2 separate regions of the Homo sapiens genome follow, and region 2 is linked to region 1. A link is a loop called in an ENCODE intact Hi-C map of the cell type or tissue named here. Cell type or tissue: sigmoid colon. All regions are shown on one strand. Each heading gives the region's core, and the rest is flanking DNA. Links, peaks and the distances in the headings are about the cores only.

Region 1 (11,847 bases), core at 2,670-10,669:
AGGCTGGAGTACAGTGGTGTGATCTTGGCTCACTGCAACCTCCACCTCCTGGGTTCCAGCGATTCTCCTGTCTCAGTCTCCCGAGTAGCTGCAATTACAGGTGCATGCCACTATGCCCAGCTAATTTTTGTATTTTTAGTAGAGATGGAGTTTCTCCATGTTGGCCAGGCTGGTCTTGAACTCCTGACCTCAGGTGATCCGCCTGCCTCAGCCTCCCAAAGTACTGGGATTACAGGCGTGAGCCACCGTGCCCGGCCTGATCATTCATTAATGCACATTTTTAAATTCATATTAAAAGTCAGGTACTGCCAGGGGCATCAAGATGCTGGAGACAGAAAGGGAGTAAAACAAAATCCCTCAATAGTTATTCTAGGTCCCAAGGCTTCTACACTGATGCCAACCCTTCCCTCTGAACTAGAGCTGGCAACCAAAAAAAGTGAGAGAATTTGTTAGTATGACTGGCTAAAGACAAAAATTTTTCCACTATAACATTTGACCCAAAAGTATTATTTTCCAGGAAGGAGAACAAAATGCTTTTCTAAATTTTGGTGGGAAAAAGTAATGTCCAAGTGGTCATATGTAAGATTACATTGCACATAGTTTTGTCAATAAAAATACATGACGGTTAATATTTTTGTTAAGAGGGCTGTCTTTCATTTTATAACAGTTTCAAACCATACGTGTGTGTGTGTGTGTATGTATAGAATATATACACACATATATTCTACTTTTACATATGAGGCACAGAGAGAATTCAGAGGCCTGTTGCCTTGGGTTACACATTGATGATAAATCAGGCTCTGGAAAAGCACTGCAACTTAGGAGTTATTCCTAGAAGATTAGTGCTTTTTAAACAATGTGCCTCTCCATCTTAACATCCAAGCCAATGGAATTACATCCATAGACAAGGAAATAGTCAGGCCCCCAAAATAAAGATATAAATGACCCAAGGAACTTGTATCAGTTTTATGAATTGAGGTTCTAAGATAATGTTTTATTTGATACTTTTCTTTCTGCTCAAAAGTTAAAACCTCACACCATCATACTGCCTTGATTTGGGAAGATTTCTACCTGCCATGGTTTGAAATTAATTTTGGCATAGACTATTAAAAAATAATAAAACTACAATCACAAGTATGAAAATTCATGCACAAAGACAATATTTAAAATAAGACTTGAAGGGAGTACATGTTATTCTGCTATCTCTTTTCATTGCCCTATATGACTTTGGAATGAATTGTGCTGTGGTTGTCTCACGTGCTGTTCACACAGCTCTCAAAATAGTGACAATTGCTTTTAAAAAAACTTGTTAATCTTTTGCTCTAAGTGCTGCAACTTTGAACATTTAAGCAATTACCTTGGCTTTAAGTAAATCCCAAAACTTAAGAGGGCTCCTTACAATTTTTACAATCTTTGTAAGTCTGCATGAAACCTTTACAATTATTTCCACTTATTTAGTTTTCAATTCATAATGAACACATTTCTGTTGCAAGTTCTGTATGTGTGGTAGAGTGCTCTGTGTTAGGACTAATAAAAGCTAAATTTAGTGAGCACATGAGAGTATAAACTCTCCAGAGGCAATATCATTTAACCACCAGAACAAGACTACAATATCTATGTTCCATTTTACAGATGAGCAAACCAAGATTCTTAGAGTTTATTAAGTTTAGTAACTCTCCCAAGGTGAAATATTTTATAAGTGACCAAGCTCTCTGAAACCAAGTTTGTTTCATACAATTATGTACACTTAACAATTGTTATATTATTCATTTTAGATTCTGTTGAGTGATACAATTTGAAAGATCAGTAATCTAGGGAATAACATGGGTGAATGACAGTTTTCCCACCATTCATTATTGTAATGTAATCAGGATGTCTCAGGCACTTACTGTGTAACAACAACAACAATAAAAATGGGAGACTCAAGGACAAACAAGGGCCCATCCCTCAAGATGCTTTTAATCTAATGCAGAGTTGTCCAATATAACCACCAGTCACCTGGGGCTACCTAAGTTTATGTTTAAATAAATTAAAATTAAACAAAATTTCAGTTCCTCAGTCAGACTAGCCACATTTAAGTTGTTCAATAGTGACATGTGGGGGCTACCATGAACAGTACAGACAGAGCATTTCCATCAGTCAGAACTCTGTGTAATTAACTATAGGAGTAAAACTATGGCAAATGGTGCAATGATTTCTGATTTGACGCAACTGATGAGAGACATTCGCTCTGTTATACTGAAATTTCTTTATGTTTGTTAACGCTTCAAAGTCCATACAGTAGCAGAGAACATCATTATTAAATGTACTCTGCTCAAAAGAAGATATAGATATGCACTAGAATTCAGATGCAGGCCATTAATATTGCAATTCAAATTTTCATAGTAAAATTACAGTGAAGAAAAAAAGTAATACCTACCATACATTTCAATTCGGGGGGGGCACAATCTCCTTTGTAGAAGTTTATAAAAAAATGGTTCATCTCAAAGTATTGTAAATTAAGGACGTTACTCTAAACTAATCTTAAACAGCTATATGAGGGCTAAACAAGGAAAACACAGCCAGGAGCTATTTAACTTTCACAGTTCCTTATTTAGGAAACCAAGGAGCATAAAATCAAGTTAAAATGTATCATGTCTGCCACTATTGCTTTCAGTGCCATGCTTTCTGAAACTTTCTTTAAGCCTGACTTTTATTGCTTCTTTGTGCATAATAACCAGTTCATTTAACCAGAGGTTAATTTTAAGGCATATTTTGTAAGGTGCATTTTATTTATTTATTTATTTCCCCCAATCAGTATGTAAAATATAAAAAACGTGCTACATGAAGCAGATATATCTATTATAATGAGTGGCTTTTTGTTGTTGTTGTTGTTATTTCTGCTACTAATGAACTGCAAATTTGGCTGAAATAAGAGTGAAAAAGGCTAGAGCTAGGGAAAGCTTACCGAAATTGGAGATACCCTGTTCACTTTTTTTTTTTTTTTTTTTTTTGAGATGGAGTCTCGCTCTGTTACCCAGGCTGGAGTGCAGTGGCGTGATCTCTGCTCACTGCAAGCTCCGCCTCCCGGGTTCACGCCATTCTCCTGCCTCAGCCTCCGGAGTAGCTGGGACTACAGGCGCCCGCCACCATGCCTGGCTAATTTTTTGTATTTTTAGTAGACACGGGGTTTCACCGTGTTAACCAGGATGGTCTCCATCTCCTGACCTCGTGATGTGCCCGCCTCGGCCTCCCAAAGTGGTGAGATTACAGGCGTGAGCCACCGAGCCCGGCCACTTTCTTTAATTGTTAACAGGTTACTAAGTAAATACTGGGAAGAGTAGTGTCAACTCTGCATTAAAATGTGTACACATAAGCAAAATAAAGTCTCCTAAATATGCTTACGGTTTCAACTTATGATGAAATGGGCCTGCCTAGAAACAAGAAAGTGCTTTCACTATGTTTCTTTCTATTCAGGTTGCCAATTCATGTCAGCCCTTCTCCATTAGGTAGTTCAGGTTACTGACAGACTAGGCCAGTGTTAGCATTTAGCAAACAGATCAATTTAGATTTTAACTCTGGTAGTAACATCAGAATAGGAGCCACCGTTATCTAGCCAAGTAGGCCACCGCTATGTCTGTTCTGCTAGTTTTTTTTTTTTTTTTCCTTTTTTTTGGTTAGGCCAGTAGTTTCCTGTTGTTGCTCCTGCTTTGCTTGTGGAAATCTGCTTTTGATCGATGTGAATACCTTTTGCAGGGATGGGCTCTTCGAACAGTTATTTTTCCCTTCATTGCCATCATTTTCACACCCAGCCACTTCATGCATTTATTTGTACAACTTACCAAGCCTCTGAAACATTTTGAGTTTTCAACCCTCGAATTAGATGTTTCTTCACATGAAAATAGTTAGGAGTCTTACACAGAGATTTATGAGAAAAACATATTTGCTTGAAAATAATAATCTTTTAAGTATGTATAACAATTAAATTAAAAATCCTAAGAATGGAAAATATTCTGTATAAGTATGTATATTATCATTAAACATATTAACAATTTAAAATTATAATTTAAAAATACAAATTCATGAGAATTAGGTTTAAAACAACAATCTCTGAGTTAGCCATGTCTCTAGATGAGAATGATTAGCTGTCTCTAATTTACTATTTTTATCATTGTTTCTTGTCTATCATCCTTTTTAAAGATGCATTAGGCCTGGCGCAGTGGCTCAGGCCTGTAATCTCAACACTTTGGGAGGCTGAGGCGGGTGGATAACCTGAGATCAGGAGTTCAAAACCAGCCTGGCCAAAATAGCAAAGCCCCGTCTGTACTAAAAATAAAAAAAAATTAGCCAGGCATGGTGGTGGGCACCTGAGTCCCAGCTACTCGGGAGGCTGAGGCAGGGAGAATCACTTGAACTCAGGAGGCAGAGGTTGCAGTAAGCCAAGATTGCACCACTGCACTCCAGTCTAGGCAACAGAGCCAGACTCCATTTCAAAAAAAAAAAAAAAAAAGATGCATTAGATTCTTCCTCCTTCCTTTTTAATCAGTGTCAAACAACTAGTATTTCTATAAAGATTTTGCTGTTCTCTCTGCAAATCTTTATAATTTCCCTTCTTTGAGCCCTTTTCTTAGTTCTGTTTTCATGGCCACATCACTTCACACTGCTTGGTGCTTCCCTCCCTTCCAGTTTCAGCTTTTCTTGCTTGCTACACTTGTTCTATTCTCATCCTGCCCACACTTCTCAATCTTCACACACATTTTCTGCTGTACCTGTCACTATCCCTGAGTTCACTCTCTGCAGTTGCCCTCAAGCTAAGTGGACTGGTTTCAAAGTTCTCTCTTTCACTATTTTTTTTTTTAGACGGAATCTTGCTCTGTCTCCAGGCCGGAGTGCAATGGTGCAATCCCAGCTCACAGCAACCTCCACCTCCTGGGTTCAAGCGATTCTCCTGTCTCAGTCTCCCGAGTAGTTGGAATTACAGGCGCCTGCCACAGTGCCCAGCTAATTTTTGTAATTTTTAGTAGATACGGGGTTTTGCCATGTTGAACAGACTGGTCTCGAATTCCTGACCTCAGGTGATCCACCTGCCTTGGCCTCCCAAAGTGCTGGGATTACAGGTGTGAGCCACCACGCCCGGCCCTTAACTCTTTACAAAGCCTGGGAGAAGGTGTTTATCCATCCCTCCATCTGAATAGCCATCACTTTCCCTATTCCCTCTTCTTTAGCCTCCAAGGAATATAAAACAGCTGGTGTAGGCCGGGTGCAGTGGCTCACACCTGTAATCTCAGCACTTTGGGAGGCTGAGGTGGGTGGATCACGTGAGGTCAGGACTTTGAGACCAGCCTGGCCAATATGGTGAAACCCCATCTCTACTAAAATTACAAAAATTAGCCAGGTGTGGTGGCGTACGCCAGTAGTCCCAGCTACTCAGGAGGCTGAGGCAGGAGAATTGCTTGAACCTGGGAGGCAGAGGTTGCAGTGAGCCGAGATCATGTCGCTACACTCCAGCCTGAGCGACAGAGAGAGACTGCGTCTCAACAACAAGAACAACAACAACAACAAACAACAAAAACAGCTGATATTTTTAGTCCTAGAAGCAAGTTGTCCATATGACTGAGGAGAAGAATAAGGAGAGTGAATACAAAGCATATGAGTAATGTAGTGAAACAGCAACATATGGTCTCTATCTGTGCAGAGCATTGCATATAATAGTTCAACTCTTCTCACCAGTAAGAATTTGGAAATTTTCCAATTCTGCATGCCTAATAAACGTAGCTAGTAGTTGATTTAAAAAGTAATACAATAAAGAGAAAGATGAAATTTATTTTTTTGTTGTACATATACATTCTGTAGTTCCTGGTTGTTTAATTCTTCAGTGCTTATATTTTGTAGTAGGTAATATACTATTCCTAAATTGTTAATAAGAGATGCTTACTCAAGATCATAATCATTTCAGCAGCTGAAATATTTTAAGTCTCTTGACTATCTCCTTTCATATTTTTACAATTTTGGATTAAATTGCCTTATGCTACACAGTCATATTCCCTATGTGTTTTTTTGTTTTGTTTTTTTGTTTTTGTTTTTTCTTTTTGCTAGAATATAGCACGAAGCAATATTAGTGTTAAGGTAATTTCAGGTTGTGTTTATAATTCTGAGACTAGATAAAGAATAAACATGTGACTAATATGTATCGGGGGAACCAGCCCCCAATATTTCAACGTAGGTTCTTTTCTATTTTCCCTAAGTGTTGGCCGGTCTGAGAAATAAACAAATGTCCATGACATCTTCACAATTTATGTTCTTCTGCCGTGGCTTCAGCCGGTCTCTCCGTTCGGGGTCCCTGACTTCCCACAACAAACATGTTAACTCTCAATCTAATTTTTACAGTTTATTCTATTTAATTATAGCTATTGTCTTAACACAGATTTATTTGTAATTTCAACATAATGACCAGGAAAGAGGTAAAGAAATTGTTGTACGGATCCAAGTAGATACCATTTCAAGTTAGTCATTTCTTCATAACGATTGTTGTTTCTGACCTATACTTATAAGCTCATCATAGTCATCCCTGTGAATTAGCTCAGAGGTTCATTGCAGACTCTTCTCAGGAATGTGCAGTCTACCTGTACACATCCCATACATAGCTGCAGTACAGGCATTCCAACACCAGGTGGCACTAGTAGTAATTTATAGCTGGTTAGTCTTGGGTCGCGCAGGTACCCTTAATAAATTCAAAGTATTAGTCAAAAAGTATCTCTTTATTTAGGGCACCATGGGATACTAATCATTTTCTTCTAATTTTATTATTTTCACAAATAATATTTTCTCATGTAAATTTTTAAATGATTTACATTATATAATTCACAGTGTCCATATTTCCCTTTGTTTAGACGTTTGCATCTCTTTGTGTCTTTCTGCTATGCTTCCTAGCCTTACTCCATGAAAACTAGCCTTACTCCATGAAAACATGTTAGGAACACAGCTAGAACTGTTTTTAAATTAATAAAATTGAGCCATCTTCTTCTACTTTTTGAGTTAGCACATTCTTAGCCATTTCTTTCTTACAACTCTGCTTTCTCCCCCTACCTTAATTTCACATCCAATCTTTAATTAACTGAACCAAACTGATTACAAAACAATCATTACTTTCTCTTTTTACACTCGAATGGTCCAAACAGAAGAAGCTTTTGAGCAAGATTCCCAACTGACTAGAAGAAGCCTGGGCAGTTTAACGGGCTTATTGAGAACACAATGGGATAATTGTTTAATAAGCCTTACCACTGGGCAATCAAAAGCTGTCAGTTAACTTAGCTTTCATAGATAATATTGAAATCTAGTTCTCTAAAACTCTCTAAACATTAACTAAGATAAGCAACCTGTTTTAATATAATGTAGTCTCTAAGAGGCCGGGCCATGGGAAAACGATCAGACTTTCCCAGGTCTTACACATCCAGGCAAAATATAGCAAAGAGAACAGAGCAGCGGAGGGGGTTGGCTCTTAAATTCATATCCACTACTATATACTCAACGCTTAATTGCAGTCATAGTGATTCATAAGCACTTTAATTGTAAGGGTTAAGTTACAGCAAACAAACACAGACGGTGGTAGCTGAAGACACACATTGGTTTGTTCCTTCACATGAAGACTAGCTTGTTCCTTCTACACAGGTTGAATGAAGAAGAAAGGTGCACAGAGATAAACAACAATAGGTTAATAAAATACAATCCATTTTGAAGGTAACTAGATTCTCTCTCTCTCTTTTTCTCTGTTCTTCATTTTTCCTGCCTCTTTTTTCCATTCCATGCTTGTCAGGAGGATAACCTCAAATATTCAATTTATAGGAGAGTGTGTTTTTAAATATCACAGGGAAATCCATATTTGTTTTGGCTGACACTCAATAGCTAATTAGTCTTAAACAATCTGGTAAGAGCTTGAACAGAGACCATCTGTCCTTGAAATTCCCTCTGTGGCTTTTCCAAAAGACCCAGCTTTTCCAAAAGACCCAGCTTTTCCAAAAAACTTTGGACAAATTTACAGTAGTTTTAGACTCCAAGACATGGAGCCAAATGCTTTCTTTTTTTTTCCTATTTGCATTGAACTGTGCTAAAAATTGTATCTGATTTATACCATTCAATATGATAAAATAATGATAGCTGGCATTTATTGATGACTTCCTATATGTTAAACCTTTATTCTCAGCTCTTCATTTAAGTTATCTCATTTAATATTCACAAAACCCTGATATTATGTTTATTTTTACAGTTGACAAAATTGAGACAGAAACAGTTGAGTAAATAGTAGACTAAATACAGTATGTGGCAGCAGTTTGTATTTCTATTAAGTTAGACAAAGCACAATCAGAATGGAGGGTTTAAGCTCTGATTGATTTGTAGTGAACACATGCTTTACTTGGGGAAATAAAAAAGCTTGATTCCCTGGAGAGACAGCGTTCACATAAACAGACACTCTGACCTCACAGCATGTAGAAGACTATGCTAATCCTCTGAAATGTAAAGAAGTGGCTTTGATGTTTTTTATGATTCACAACTAAAAATTAAAACAATTTTCATCATGACAAAAGTCACACAAATACACACATGTTCCTAAATATTTTCATTTAATGATATTCTTACTGCATATAATAAAAACTGACATTTCTTGTTATGCTATTTTTTGTGTGGTAGAGACTCATAAATTGATTCCTTGAACCACCAATGGGTTATAACCTGCATGTTGAGAAAAAAGCTGGTTTGTAAAACAAAACAATAAAGAATATCAAAATCCAAATAGATGAAGAGTCGCCTTACACTTTACCACACTATTTGACATCTTCTACGTATGATTAAATAAAGAAAATCCTCTATAATAATATTTCTTAGCTGGATATGAATTTTCCTGTGGAAATGTAAAAATGTGATCATGTGTTCCTTTTGGTAATGGGCAGCACAAAACTATGAAAGCCTGGCTGCTGGTGCTAAAAAATAGACACAAAAGGCACAGAGCATCCAAACATTAGAATGGCAAGAGAGACAGAATAATCAAATTAAAAAGAGAAGTGAGTTGGGGTAAAGGCCATCAAAAGGCACATGGGAATTTCAGACTTAGGTCAGCAGAAGCTTTGACAGCATGGACTAGTGGGAAGAAAGGAGAAGGCAGGGCTGGCCAGAAGGGTCAGTGGGTTGACGGCAAGATTATAGATAACATAGAAGAGCACAGATAATTTAGGATTGATTTTAATGAGTGTTCAGATCCAGAATCCAAGGGATCATGCTGATGGATCCCAGTAGAGAGACTTCAGACACTGGTGATGTTCAATGTTAGACAAACCATGGAATTGTGGCTCTGAGGTAATGGTTTTCAAACTGTAGAATATATGTGAATTGCATGATGTATTTGCTTAAAATTCAGATTCCTGAGTGTCACCCTCAAAAATTCTGAATATGTGGAAACCCAGGACTCTCCATTGTAACAAAAGTATAGCCATGCCTTGAGAAATAACCTCTTTAGTATTTGGAGAAGGATCTAAATGGAGCTGGGGAAATGGTGCCAGTGGATTCCTGTAGGGACTTGGCCGGTTCTGTCTTTGAAAAGACTAAAGTTTAGTGGGAACTCATGTTCAAGCCTTACCAGGCAGATGGGATGCTAGGCTTGAGTTGCAAAGTTGACCCTACAGAATGCTGCCTTGAAGGCCAAGAACAATCCTGCCTAATATAGGGGTCAGAACTGCCTCTGAAAATTGTTGTCTTGCTAGGTGATAGATATTGGTGGCTACATGGGCCAGAACCATAAGCAAACATAAATGAGTCTTCTGAAAACTAGTAAGAATGATTTTCTGAGGGCATAGAATGAAATTTAGAGAAAATTCTAGATGAGGTCAAAGGTGGAAATAGAAAAAAATTTGGCCTCTTTGGGGCCAGCAGGGAAAGGACATCAGATAGAACAAAGGTTCTCTAAGATAGGCGTAAGTTCCCTAATGAACTAATTCTGCCATGTCTCATGTGTATATGTTTTGTCTTTGTAAATTCTCATCTTGACATTACCAGTAATCACCATCAACAAGTATACATGAAATGCTTTGTTTTATTCTATTATTAGTAGTTAAAATTTAGCAAATGTCTTTGATTTCCCTTAACCACAAAGCTCTTATAAGGTTACTGGTTGATAACATGGAATTTGGAATGACCCTTAACTTTAAATTCTCACTCATTCATTTTCAACTATTTGACCTTGAGCAGGTTACGTGGTCTGGACAGGTCTTAATTATTGAACATGTGAAATTAGATGAGATAAAAACATGTATTTCTCTTTTTATATATCATCTCTAATTCTCATAATAACATGGCAAAGTGAATTATTGATTCTATCCTTCAGGTGAAGAAATGGAGGCTTCATAGGTTAAGTAACTTGAAGCCATCGAGCTGGTAATAAGTTGACCCACAACATATTAACAGCAATATCTACCCCAAAGTTTAGCATTTTCTTACTAAGTCACACTTCTACCTTCACTGTCCTCTAATATGGCGACTTCACCTTTGTTTTATTTCTTGCCCTAGCATCTACATGATCTGAGATATCAGTAGAGGAAAATTTATCCTCATTCCTTTCACTAGTTGAGACAAAGTGAAGAGGGAGAAACTGCCTTCTCTTTCCCTCAAAACATGTATTTTATAAGAATGAGAATGGTTCAACAAAACCCACCTAATGGTTAACCATTTAAAGTTATTTCCATAAATTCAATAAAGCATCTCTTAAGTATGAAGGTATGGAGAATGTTGATACAATTAGAAAGAATCTCTGCAGGTAGATAAATTCCCAAAGGAGTCATAATATAAATTGCCACACCTATTCTACATGGGATTTGGGGGCATTACTATAAACAAGAACAACAACGACAACAACAAACTTTATCTGTTTTGTTGTTGGGAAGGCAGAATCAGGACTTTAAATCCAATCTTTGGAAGGTTTGCCTCCACCTGACCTGGGATACTTGAAGTTCAGAGCAACATGATATACTTAAGTGGGAATGTGGAATTCCACTCTTTGATTCATTTGAGCACAATATCGGAGCCAACATTTTCTTTTCTCTTTTCAAGTTCTTCTCTACATGACTGAACAAGTGATCTAGGTGTGGTTTTGATGATTATTTCTGGAGCTCGGAGCCAAGATAGAGAGAAACATAGCATTGCAGTTTGGCTTTCTTGCCTGTCTATAAAGGAATGCAGGAAAGGTGCCAATTTCATTGAGTTTAAGCCCAAGGACTCTTGCAAAACAACACTTTATAAATGTCTGCCTTTTAAAGAATATCATGTGTGGCCAGGTGCGGTGGCTCACACCTGTAATCCCAGCACTTTGGGAGGCCAAAGTGGGCAGATCATGAGGTCAGGAGTTTAAGACCAGCCTGACTAACATGGTGACACCCTGTCTCTACTAAAAATACAAAAATTATCCGGGAATAGTGGCATGCATCTGTAATCCCAACTACTCAGGAGGCTGAGACAGGAGAATCGCTTGAACCCGGGAGGTGGAAGTTGCAGTGAGCCGAGATCTCACCACTGCACTCCAGCCTGGGTGACAAGAGCAAGACTCAGTCTCAAAAAAAAAAAAAAAAAAAAAAAGAAAGAAAAAAAAAGAGCATTATTTGTAGAATATGCCATCATGTTAATGTCATAGTTTGATAAATTTAGGAAAACTAAACTTACTTTTTTCTGAAATGTTATGGAAATTTAGAATTGAATATTTTTAAAAGACAACATTTTCAGGTTAGTCATTTATTCTAAACCTAAGAAAATTATCCATTATTAAATGTTCTTATATTCTACGTATCTTGATGTTGAATTGAAATTGGGTAGATATTTTTATCACAGGAT
Region 2 (11,847 bases), core at 2,243-10,242, 520 kb after region 1:
AGTAATGGTGATCATATGCATACTCTATGATAGCAATTTCACTGTTAGATATATAACTAACAGAAATTTGCACATATGTGTCAGAAGACGTACATAAGAATGTTAGTAACAGCCCTGTTTACAATAGCCCTGAATTAGAATGAACCAAAATTTCCATCAATTGTAGAGTATTTCAATGATAATATAATCACACACTGGAATGAAAATGATGGAACTACTACTAAACATACAACCTGGATCTTACAAACATAATCATAAGTGAAAGAAATTAGACACAAAATAACACATAAATGTTGATTCCACATAGATAAAGTTAAAAACAGATAACAATTAATCTATGGTGTTACAAATCAGTATACGGATTTCCTTTTGTTGGCAGGGGGGATGTTGTTGGAGAGGAAATAGGAAGAGAGCTTCTGGGGTGCCGGTCATATTGTACTTCTCAGTCTGAATAGTAGTTACAAGGGTATGTACACTCTGCTGTAATTTGTCCAGTGATACATGATGGTTTGTACATTTTTATACATGTGTGATAATTCAATAAAAATATCTGAAAAGCTACAACAGCAGTGGCAACAACAAAGCCCATTAACCACAAGAAATAATCATGTAAATTGTTTTCTTCAAATAAATGTGTTGTAAATAACTTCTCTCACTCTTTGGCATATATTTTTGTCCTCTTTTGATATACCCTAATTTTAGGTTTGTTTAATTTTTCAAACATGTCCTTTATGTTTAATACATTTGAGGAAATCTGCTTAAGAAATGCTTATCTACTCCAACATCTTATCAATGGGAATTTTATTTTTTTAACTGTCAAATTTAGATCTATAAGTAACCTGGAATTTATGTTTGTATATGATGTGATGTAGAAATCAAATTTTTATTTTTTCTATGTAGATATCAATTTATTCAGTATCATTTGTAGAAAAGATACTTCTTTGATAATGCAGTACATGGCACTTTTGTCATATGTCAAGAGTCCTTATATACGTAGGTGTGGATCTCAACTATTTTTGTTTGTTTTGTTTTTGTTTTGGATCTCAATTTTTATTCTATTCCCTTGATCTACATTTATATCCTTGTACCAGTACTATACTGTTTTGTTTACTGACACTTTGTATTAATATTTGATAGCTAATGTAAATCCTTCAAATTTGTTTTTCCATAATATAATACTGACTAATTTTGGCCCATTATATTTTTATATAAATTTTGAAATCAGCTTGCCAGTCTTTACCAAAGGAAAGCTAGCATTTTAATTTGGAATGCATTGAATCCATATATCAATTTTAGAGAAAACTCACAGCCTTACAATACTTATTCTTCGATTCCATGAGTAGGGTATATCCCCCTATCCATTTAGGTTATTTTTCATATTCCTCATATTTTACAGTGCAGAAATCATGTGTTTCTCATTATTTTTTTCCTAGATGTTGAACATTTATTATTCTATTGTCAATAGTATCATCTATTTAAATTGCATTTTCTAGTTGTTTTTATTTAATAGAAACATAATTGATTTTGCATATATACATTATATTTTATATATCAATTTCATGTGCTCTTATGTTACATATTGTTTTATATTCAGCAAGTGTTACTAAGGTATTTATTAAGATTAGTAGTTTATCTGGAGATTCTTTCACACTTAATAAGTATGCCCTCTGTGGATAATGATAGGTTTTATTTAATCCTTTCCAAACTTCATTATTTTATTTATTTTTATTGCTTTATTACCCTTGCTCCAGCACAATGCTAAATAGAAATTACCATAAAAGACTTTGTGCACTTACTCCTGATCACTGAGGGAAAGACTATTTATGTGAATTAGTATTTGTAGATATTAACTTTTGAGAATTTAGCTGTCAATCCCAATATGACAACTTGGAGGTGATGCATTTTTTTCTTCCTGCTTTAAGATTTTTCCTTTCGTCACTGGTTTTTCAGCAGTTTTATGATAATATAAGTGGGTGTGATTTTCTCTTATATTTATCCTGGTTGAAATTTATAGCACTTCTTATATCTACAAATATATACCTTTAATTCGTTTTGAAAAATTCTTAGATAATGTATTTGCCTTGCCAATATCTTTTTAAAGATTGCTTTTGTCTCATGCTACTTCTATACACACATATTGAGAATCCAATCACAGGTATAATAGAATTTTCACCATGTGTTATGCACACTCTTCTGCATTTTCCTTTTTTCCTCTCTGTTCTTTAGCTTGGATATTTTCTATTAGTTTGTATAATCCTATTAGATGGTTTTATCTAATCTTTCTTTCTGTTAAATCTCTTTGTTGTGTTTCCAGTTCACATATTTTTAAGTTCTATAATTTCCTTGGACTATTTTTCTATTTTTTATATTCTTTATAATATATCTACTTTCTTGACATTATTAATTCAATCATTTTAAAATTTCTGAAATATTTTATGAAAAATTGTAGAAATTATTTTATGTTCTAGATAATATTATCTTCTTTCACAGAGAATTTGCTTTTGCTTTGGCCAGCAGCTAGTGTTGGGACAGAAAACCACTATCCCGTCAGTCACTGGAGGCTTTGGAAGCTGGGCTTCATTCTTTAGGAGAGCTTGTCTACTTCAGATTTATCCCTATCAGAGTTCATAACTTGGAGTTACAGCTGAAAGCCAGGGTTGTTTACCTACTTGATAGGCCTTGAACTCCAATTATCATCTTATTTTTGGTTAGGTACTAAATTTCCGGCTCAGCATCTCATATTATCAGCTTTGTTCTCTGTTTCTCTTCTCCTGTTCTTAGCTAGAGTTTGCAAATTGCCAAAAACTTTGAGAAGAAAAGAGGCTAAATGCCAGAGCATCTCCCTCTTGCATTTTCTCCAGGATATTGGCCTTTGATGTCCCTTCTGCCTTAGTAGCTTTCCAATGTCTTAAAGAAATGTGTAACACTTCTGGTTGTTTTAGGTGGGAAGTTTGTTCTGCAGTAAGCTTATCTGCCGTTACCAGAAATAGAAACTATTTTGTAATAGTAAAACAAATGTATACTTTCGTACTACAATATTTAGTACTTCAGAGAACAATTGGCACTTTCTGGATATTCTCAACCAGGAGTATGTGGTTGAAACTGCACAGTTTTCTGGAGATGATTTAGGTTCTTCCCTTCTTACTCTAATTCTGTCACTGGTTGATCTTATCCACTCCACAAGCTTTAATCACAATTTCTATTCTGATGAATCCCAAATATTTACATGTAAAGAAATTATATCCCCTGGAGTATAGAACCATAAATCTAAATGCCAACTGGGTATTGACACTAGGATAACTCACAGGTGCTTCAAAATTACATATACAAAGTTGAATTTCTCATCTTCTATCTACTCTTACAAAGCTACCTCATTATCCTTTATCCCCTAGCTCAGTGAGCATCCCCAGCTGTCAAGCAATATACCTGCTAATCATCCTCAGTTCTTCTTACTCTCTCATCCTCATATCTAATCCCTCACTAAGGCCTGATATTTCAACCTCGTTATTATTTTTGGCATTCACCTTTTTCCATTTTTTGGTTACCAACTTGCTTTCTTGGAATTTTAAAACTGTCAGTATTAATCTCTCTGCTTGCAACATAAAGACATATATTTTCCACATATTCCGCCTAAGTAATCTTTGAAAAATAGTAGTAAGATATTGCCATTCTGTTGCTTAAAATCTGTCAGTAATTTTGTAATTTTCCAATTCTCCATAGTCTGTAGGACAATATCCAAATGTTTTAACTGAATACACACACACAGAAACACACACACACGCTCACACACATTTTATGATTCATACTTTGAGTTTAATTGAAAGATAGAACATCTATAAGATGAAAACAGTTGTAGTCAGAGATTCTGGTATGCAAAGTAGGAGAGAGAGCCAAGAACTAGAGGTATAACTTTGAATTATAATATTGGGTTGGTCTTCTATAGATGAGACATAAAGTTGTGAGAGTCAATAAGAACAACTAAAGAAAGATAATGAAAGAACAAAAGACAAGTGGATTAAAGACAGATATGCGGTGAAAGAGAAAAGCATTTCTACAGAAAAGACCCCCAAAATAAGTTCATTGCAGGTAGTAAGATGAACAGAAGTCAAATGTCTTGGGGAGGATCGGATTGGTTGCTTGTGTATGTTAATTAATGCAAAAGGGTCAAAGAGAAGGACTGACTTTATGGCCCTGTAGAACTCTGAGAACAGGGTCAAAATCCAGATGCATTTCTAAGACATCACACTGGGAACGGGGACTTGTAATGAGTTATCTACAAAGTGTAAAAAGATGTGGGTGACCAAAAGGTTGTCATTTCCTCCAAAACAAATTTTCCTGGAGTGAAACTGTAACTACCAGGTATAGTCATTAATAGAACTGCAGACACTAAGACTATGGAACCTTCCGTCTTCCTAACCTTTTCCTCAGGCCAGCCTTAAAGGCCTGTGAAGATCTATTAATAACACTGCTGTTTTGTTCTCTGGCAGCTCTTGGTGCCAGAAGGCTTGGTGCCAATTTGTGGTTGAGCCCCTCCTTGGGAGAAATCATGCCATTCAGAGACAGCTGATAAGTCAAGCCTATTTTCCCACTTTCTTCACTGTATTTTTCCTGTCTGAAGAACTTGTTTATGGATTTGATTTCTGTAGAGATAATAATCACAGGATTCAGTGGTATAGCATTCCTCTATGCATTTTCTCCCTGCACATTTGTGTGTGTGAAGATACTCTTTCTAAATCCCTTTCAAGACAAATTATTAATTGTGATATATTAATTATTCTCCACTGTACCTAACGGTTATCAACACTACAGAGGCACCATTGGTTGACAAAAGTGAGAGCTTTTCTCAACATTAACATAATGAGCAAGTGGCAATGAGAAAATATTTGTCCAATTAGAGACTTTTATATTTTCTTTTCTTGAGGAAATAAAACCCGAAACACATTTAAGATACATTGCTGTTTGTGCATAGGCGGTAAATTTTTTTTTTTTTTTTTTTTTTTGAGACGGAGTCTCACTCTGTCGCCCAGGCTGGAGCACAGTGGCACGATCTCGGCTCACTGCAACCCCCGCCTCCCGGGTTCAAGCGATTCTCCCGCCTTAGCCTCCGGAGTAGCTGGGATTACAGGCGCATACCACCATGCCCAGCTAATTTTTGTATTTTTGTAGAGATGGGGTTTCGCCATGTTGGCCAGGCCGGTCTTGAACACCTGACCGCGGGTGATCCCCCCGCCTCGTTCTCCCAAAGTGCCGGGATTACAGGTGTGAGCCACCGCGCCCGGCCAGTAAATAGTTTTGAAGTTTTATTTAATCCCAGCACTTTGGGAGGCCGAGGCAGGGGGATCACGAGGTCAGAAGATCTAGACCATCCTGGCTAACACCGTGAAACCCCGTCTCTACTAAAAATACAAAAAAATTAGCCAGGCGCGGTGGCGGGCGCCTGTAGTTCCAGCTACTCAGGAGGCTGAGGCAGGAGAATGGCGTGAACCCGGGAGGCGGAGCTTGCAGTGAGCCGAGATAGTGCCACTGCAGTTCGGCCTGGACGAAAGAGCGAGACTCCAGCTCAAAAAAAAAAAAAAAAAAAAAAAAAAAGAGTTTTATTCATATTCATATTAGATAACCATTTGGGTGGCACATTTCACAACACAGATGCACTTCTTAAGAGTCCTCCATCCGTCAGCGTTGTAAAAAAGGAAGTGGCACGTTTGCATGTAGTTCTTCTGAGACGGAGATTTAGGGACAACTTTGCCAAGGTGTGTAGGTGGAGAATGGGAGATTGAGACAGGCATATTGGCTCAGGAAGACAAGGGAGTAAAACTAGCAATAGAAAGGAGGGCCAATGCCGTAACAGTGTGATGGAGTGAAAACAAGAAAAAGGAAAATGCCTCAGGATTTGGTGGAGAGTTTGTTTTACCTTTTTAAGATAATACTCCTGGTCAGCTTCCCAGGTTCTTAAGTCTGGATACTGTAATGATTTTGGATGACTGCATTCCATGACCTGTTTCAAGGTAGGTTTTTTGAAAATAGGAGTTAAATATAGGCTTTCTTCCCTATGTATTCAGTTGCGTTTTTTTCTTTTTCATTTAGAAATGTTGTTTTATTTCACGTTCTCTTATTTATATTTAATTGAGATGGTGTTGGCCATTTTATCCTTCTTTTTTTTTGTTTTCTTTTCTTTTTTTATTTTATTATTATTATACTTTAAGTTTTATAGTACATGTGCACAATGTGCAGGTTAGTTACATATGTATACATGTGCCATGCTGGTGTGCTGCACCCATTAACTCGTCATTTAGCATTATGTATATCTCCCAATGCTATCCCTCCCCCTCCCCCCACCCCACAACAGTCCCCAGAGTGTGATGTTCCCCTTCCTGTGTCCATGTGTTCTCATTGTTCAATTCCCACCTATGAGTGAGAATATGCGGTGTTTGGTTTTTTGTTCTTGCGATAGTTTACTGACATTTTATCCTTCTTTAAACATTATTTTCTATCTAGAAAATCCAACTTCAAATAAATATACTCAGTTCTACATTATAAAAAGTATTACAATGAATTTAATGCTTAAAACTCATTCCGGAAGTGACGATGGAAGCAGGTTCAAATGCTTTCACTGACACTTTGTGGCAAAGTGTGGAACTACAGTATATTTTTCCAAGTTGTTTCCTGATATATTTTTTATGTACATAACAATCAATAAATTGTTATGCTATTTATTTATGTACTTATATGTAAATTAAACAACCAAGAAATCGCAAAGTGTTTTATTAAGATGATATCTAAACTGAAATATCACAACTTACTACAAATAATACTTTGTTTCAAAAATAATTTGAATTGCATATAAAAATCACAGTTGCTGTGATTAACATTGCATTGATATATTGGAACTAAGGTTTTTGGAAAAATTGTGTTTTCTTTCAATCTTTTAAAAAATACCATATTTATAAAATGAGTCATTAAGATTATCCCTAGGCATTTTCATTCTGTATTGAAGGTTTTTGAGGGACATCATTATTAGTTCAAAGTGTGTTTCACATTTTGTAGTCTGTCTTACTATGGCAACTAATTTTTTTTTTTTTTTTTTTTTTTGTGAGAGGGAGCCTCACTCTGTCGCCCAGGCTGGAGTGCAGTGGTGAAATCTCGGCTCACTGCAGCCTCCACCTCCCGGGTTCAAGCGATTCTCCTGCCTCAGCCTCCTGAGTAGCTGGGATTACAGGCTCCCACCACCAAGCCCAGCTAATTTTTGTATTTTTTAGTAGAGACAGGATTTCACTATGTTGGCCAGTCTGGTCTCGAACTCCTGATCTCAGGGGATCCACCCACCTCGGCCTCCCAAAGTGCTGGGATTACAGGCATGAGCCACCACTCCCAGTCGGCAACTAATTTTTAAAATTGTGGTAAAATATACATAATATACAATTCAACAACTTAATCAGTTTTAAGTGTATAGTTCAATGACATTAAGTATATTCACCTTATAGTGCAACCATCGTCACTATCCACCTCCAGAACATTTAAAATTTTTTAAAACTGAAACTCTTCACTCATGGAACAATAATGTCTCCTTCCCCTCTTCTCCTAGCCCCTGGGGGAAAAAAAAATCTACTTTCTATCTGTCTGATATGATTGCTCTGAGTACCTCATATAAGTGGAATCATGTAATCATTGTCCCTCTCTGTTTTTACCTTATTTTAATATAATCAAAACTAAATAAATAAGCAAATTCTTAAAATAAAATTGATATATTTAGTACAGATCCTTTTGAGACACTCAGTGGTCCACTAATTATGTACCATATCCAATCACATCACAATATCATAAATTTTATAGTCAATTATTAGTTGGCATTTCAAGGCCCAAGTATATGTTTAATAAGAGACACAATCTTACATATGCAGTTTACATGTTTTTAATCTAGTCTTAGCACCAGCATATCACCTTAGTTTACATTTGTCTAAGTGCAAGTATTGGTTTTGGAATGTAATTTTGCTCATATACAATCTGTAAGATACTAAAACAAAAGCTAGTTTATTATAAGTGAAATAATGGCAAAGGCCATTTTAAAAATATTGTATTATTTTCCCATTTGAAAATCAGTTTAGTCTTTAGCCCACAAAATAACAGGAAAATAACTTAAATCATAAAAACTATATCTGAATATTATTTAACATATTTTATAAAGATATCCTTCTTTGGATCATGGCTGCAGATGTTTTCATGCAGCTTGAGCCACTTTCCATGTCTTACGGAGAATGTGCAGGAGCTATATATCATCAGATTCTTTCAGAGAAAGAACCGGTAAGACAAATGACAGTCTGAAAGATAAAGGAAAAAAATAATTGATATCTTCTTGGCACCTCTGCATTTCAAAAATACTATTTCAATAAAGTCCATGTTAGAGGTGGAATTCAAGAATTCACTGAATCTGCATTCTTGCCTTCTGCTATCCTCTTTTGCCCTCATTTGCTCAATTATTCCTCACTCCTGGTTAATGAAGGCAGGCTTTTAAATACAGACTAACCATAAATTGACTTTAATATTGGTGTTTAATGGTTATTCACAGAACTGATTTAAAATGTGGTATCAAGTTCAGGTCCTGGGATTTACCAAAGTTCATCAGAGGACACAGTACATGGCGAATTGAGAACCATAGCCTACTTTATGTCTAAGAGAATATTGACAAACAGCTAAGTTCTCTGTGAGCTCTCAGATTTCACTCAAAAGAAATGAAGAAAGTAAATTCTCTGTTTAGACTTTGTGCCTTTTTTCTCCTTTTAAAGAATTTGCTCATCGGAAAATATACCATACCAATGGCAGCAACATACTATAAGTTTATGAGCAAATCAATTCCATCCATAGTTACTGCAGAATGTATTATAGGCAGTATTTTTGTTGGGAGAAAAGCAGCAGAAACTTAGCAAAGTAAGGGAAAGAGAAAAAGCAGCTTATAATGATAAAGAGCCTTTGTGCCCGTAGAGAGATAAGAAAAAATACAAAAGAAATCCATAATGATCCACAATAATTTTAGAATGCAATTTATGGCCATGAAGGGTACAACATGTGATTGGGTATCAAAGAAGAAAGAAGTCATGTTAATTTAGGCTAATTAAAAGATATTTTGTGAAGCAGAAAGTTTTTTATTTTGTTGGTTGACCAGTTGATTTTGGACAGTTTTGGATACTATTTAATTGGTTAAAAAGCTATTGAAATGGAGTATCAACCATTTCCAGACAGAGGAATGGCATGAGTGATGGTCTGGGCACGGAATATGTTTGACACACAGTGAAATATCAGATTCACTCTGATGCTCTGTGTATTTTACGGGAAACATTATAAGGGATAAAGGGCAAAAATTCAACAGAAACCCAGTTACTATTGGCCATCTGAGAATTTTGTACTGTCCAGGAGAAAAGAGAGCTCTCATTGAAATGGAAGAGTTAATACAACAAGACATTGTGCTTGTCTGTACTCCTATATATTTTATCCATTAAAGGAATTAATGGATTTTATCCATTTTATGACATTTATTATTTTATGACACTTATCCATTAATGACATTAATGGATAAAACATATAGGAGTACAGACAGGCACAACGCATGGGGAAACTATTAGGAGGTCACTGCAATACTCTAGCTAATGGTTACAACAATCTGACATTGGGTATTTGCAATAGGAATAGAAAGAATATAATAGAGGAAAGAGATATTTTGGAGATTTCAAGCATAATTAATGGGAGAAAATGGAAGCTTATACTTCAGAGAAGCACAAAGTCCAGTGATAAGTTTAAGTTGTATAAATTTAGTGTGCTCTCAGGAGAAGGTGATGTTTACTTTGTACTTTTACAACCTTGCACGGGTGAGTGGGTTACTGAATAAACAAATAAATGTTTGTGTAACACAAATTTAGAGAATGTGCAGTTGTAGATATATATGTAGTTCTGAATAGTCCATTTAAAGACAGATACTAGGTTTTCTTCCAGGGTTTCTAGAGTTTCGGGTCTTACATTTAAGTCTTTAATCCATCTTCAGTTGCTATTTGTATATGGTGAGAGATATGGGTTTAGTTTTGTTCTTCCGCATATGGCTAATCCAATTTTCCCAGCACCATTTATTGAGTAAGGCGTCCTTCCCCAGTGTCTCTTTTTGTTGAGTTTGTTGAAGATAAATTGCCTGTAGGTATGTGGTTTTATTTCTGGGTTTTCTATTATGTTCTATTGATCTATATGTCTATTTTTATACTATTAATAGTATCATGCTGTTTGGGTTACTATAGGCTTATAGCATAATTTGAAGTCAGTTAATACGATACCCACAGCTTTGTTCATTTTGCTTAAGATTCATTTGACTATTTGGGCATAGCCACAGTCTTTAAATATTTGAATGGACATAATGTGAAAACCACACTTAAGATATGTTTAAACGGCACAGTAATATTATCTAACACAAACTCAAAATTCAAATGTATCCAGTTGTCCCAATAGCTTTCTTTATAAATATCTTTTTTTCTTTTTATTTCTTCTTAGGATTGAAAGGTAAATATCCTAGCATCTACACAAGGGAACCGATGTGTGTGTGTATATATATATATATGTATATATATATACACACACACACACATAGGAATACATACATGTATATATACCAGTATACACATAGAATACATAGGAAGATTTTATATATATATATATATATATATATATATATATATATCTTCCCCAAAAGTGTGCCTTGGCTTTTAAAAAAGCTTACAAGATCTCAAACTGTCTTAATAGACTGACAGTAACCAAATCAATCATCCTTCTCATTGTTGCTCTGAGTAGATTGCACCTGGAGAAATGATTGCAGGTATGGATAGCTCACTTAGAGCTATTACTGATAATCTGAAGTGTGTTCAGAATAAAATAACCAGGGTGATGGGGAATGAAAAGCCCATAAGTTTCACATGATGGATTCTGATTATCTTTAGGCTGGAGAAGCATAGGCTAGGGAAGTGGGCATAGCTGTTGTTGTTAAATACTTGAATGAATGCCTTTTTGATTTGAATTGTGTTTCTCCAAAAATATATGATTAAGTCCTAATGATCATTACTCAGAATGTGACCTTATTTGGAAATGGGGTCATTGCAGATGTAATTTGATATGGTAAAGTCATATTGCAGTAGGGTGGGCCTTTAATCCAATATGACTGGGATCCTTATGAGATGATGGCCATGTGAAGATAGAAACACAGTAGAATGTCATGCACTGACAAAGGCAGAAATTGGAGTTATACTGCACAAGCTAAAGAGCACCAAAGATTGCCTGAAAACCACAAGAAAATAGGAAGAGACTAAGAAGAACTTTACTACAGCTTTCAGAGACAGGACAGCCCTGCTGACACCTTGATTTGAGAGTTCTAGCTCCAGAACTGTGAGACAATAAGTTTGTATTGTTTTAAGACACCAGGCTTATGGTACTTTTTTACAGCAGCCTTAGAAAACAAATACAATGTACATATATAGGTAAAGCTTATTCATTCAGTTCCAAGAAATAATTAGGATCTTGTAAGCAGAAACGAAGGGAAAACAGAACATGAACAAGAACTTGCTAGTAATTAAAGCCACTGCAAAATGAACTCAAGGGCTCCAGCAGGTTTTAAATTACCTGGTATTATAAATGTTCAAGCAGGATGAATCAGAGATGGTGCAGAGGTGATTATTCATGCATCAGATGGAAGGTTAGACTGAATAATCTCCAAGTGAAAAAATTATATGATCCTATCTTAAAGCCCTGTCAAATAGAGGTTGGTAGCTTCCTTTTCATTTTCTGCTTCAATCAAGAGGATATATGGATGATATAGCTTGGTGG

The links. Hi-C counts contacts between places; a loop is a spot of excess contacts. Peaks named below come from ENCODE experiments on the same cell type or tissue, not always from the same donor. Only the 100,000 strongest peaks of a DNase experiment are listed, where the experiment ranks them.
Region 2: a loop joins it to region 1, with 4 times the contacts of the local background. A loop is called at or near these places in 23 of 110 quality-filtered maps.

What each region holds. Positions count from the first base shown.
Region 1 is chr6:54,711,398-54,723,244 of GRCh38, forward strand. All of the region lies in intron 1 of LOC107986606 (a long non-coding RNA gene), which reads right to left. Among named protein-coding and RNA genes, the nearest start is that of FAM83B, 130 kb to the right of the region's middle. In sigmoid colon, for the core only: a CTCF peak has its summit at 6,632 (motif pointing right); a DNase peak (open chromatin) is centred at 6,637; H3K27ac peaks cover 195 bases.
Region 2 is chr6:55,234,796-55,246,642 of GRCh38, forward strand. All of the region lies in intron 1 of HCRTR2 (hypocretin receptor 2), which reads left to right. Among named protein-coding and RNA genes, the nearest start is that of HCRTR2, 66 kb to the left of the region's middle. In sigmoid colon, for the core only: a CTCF peak has its summit at 6,628; no DNase peak of the experiment used is centred there.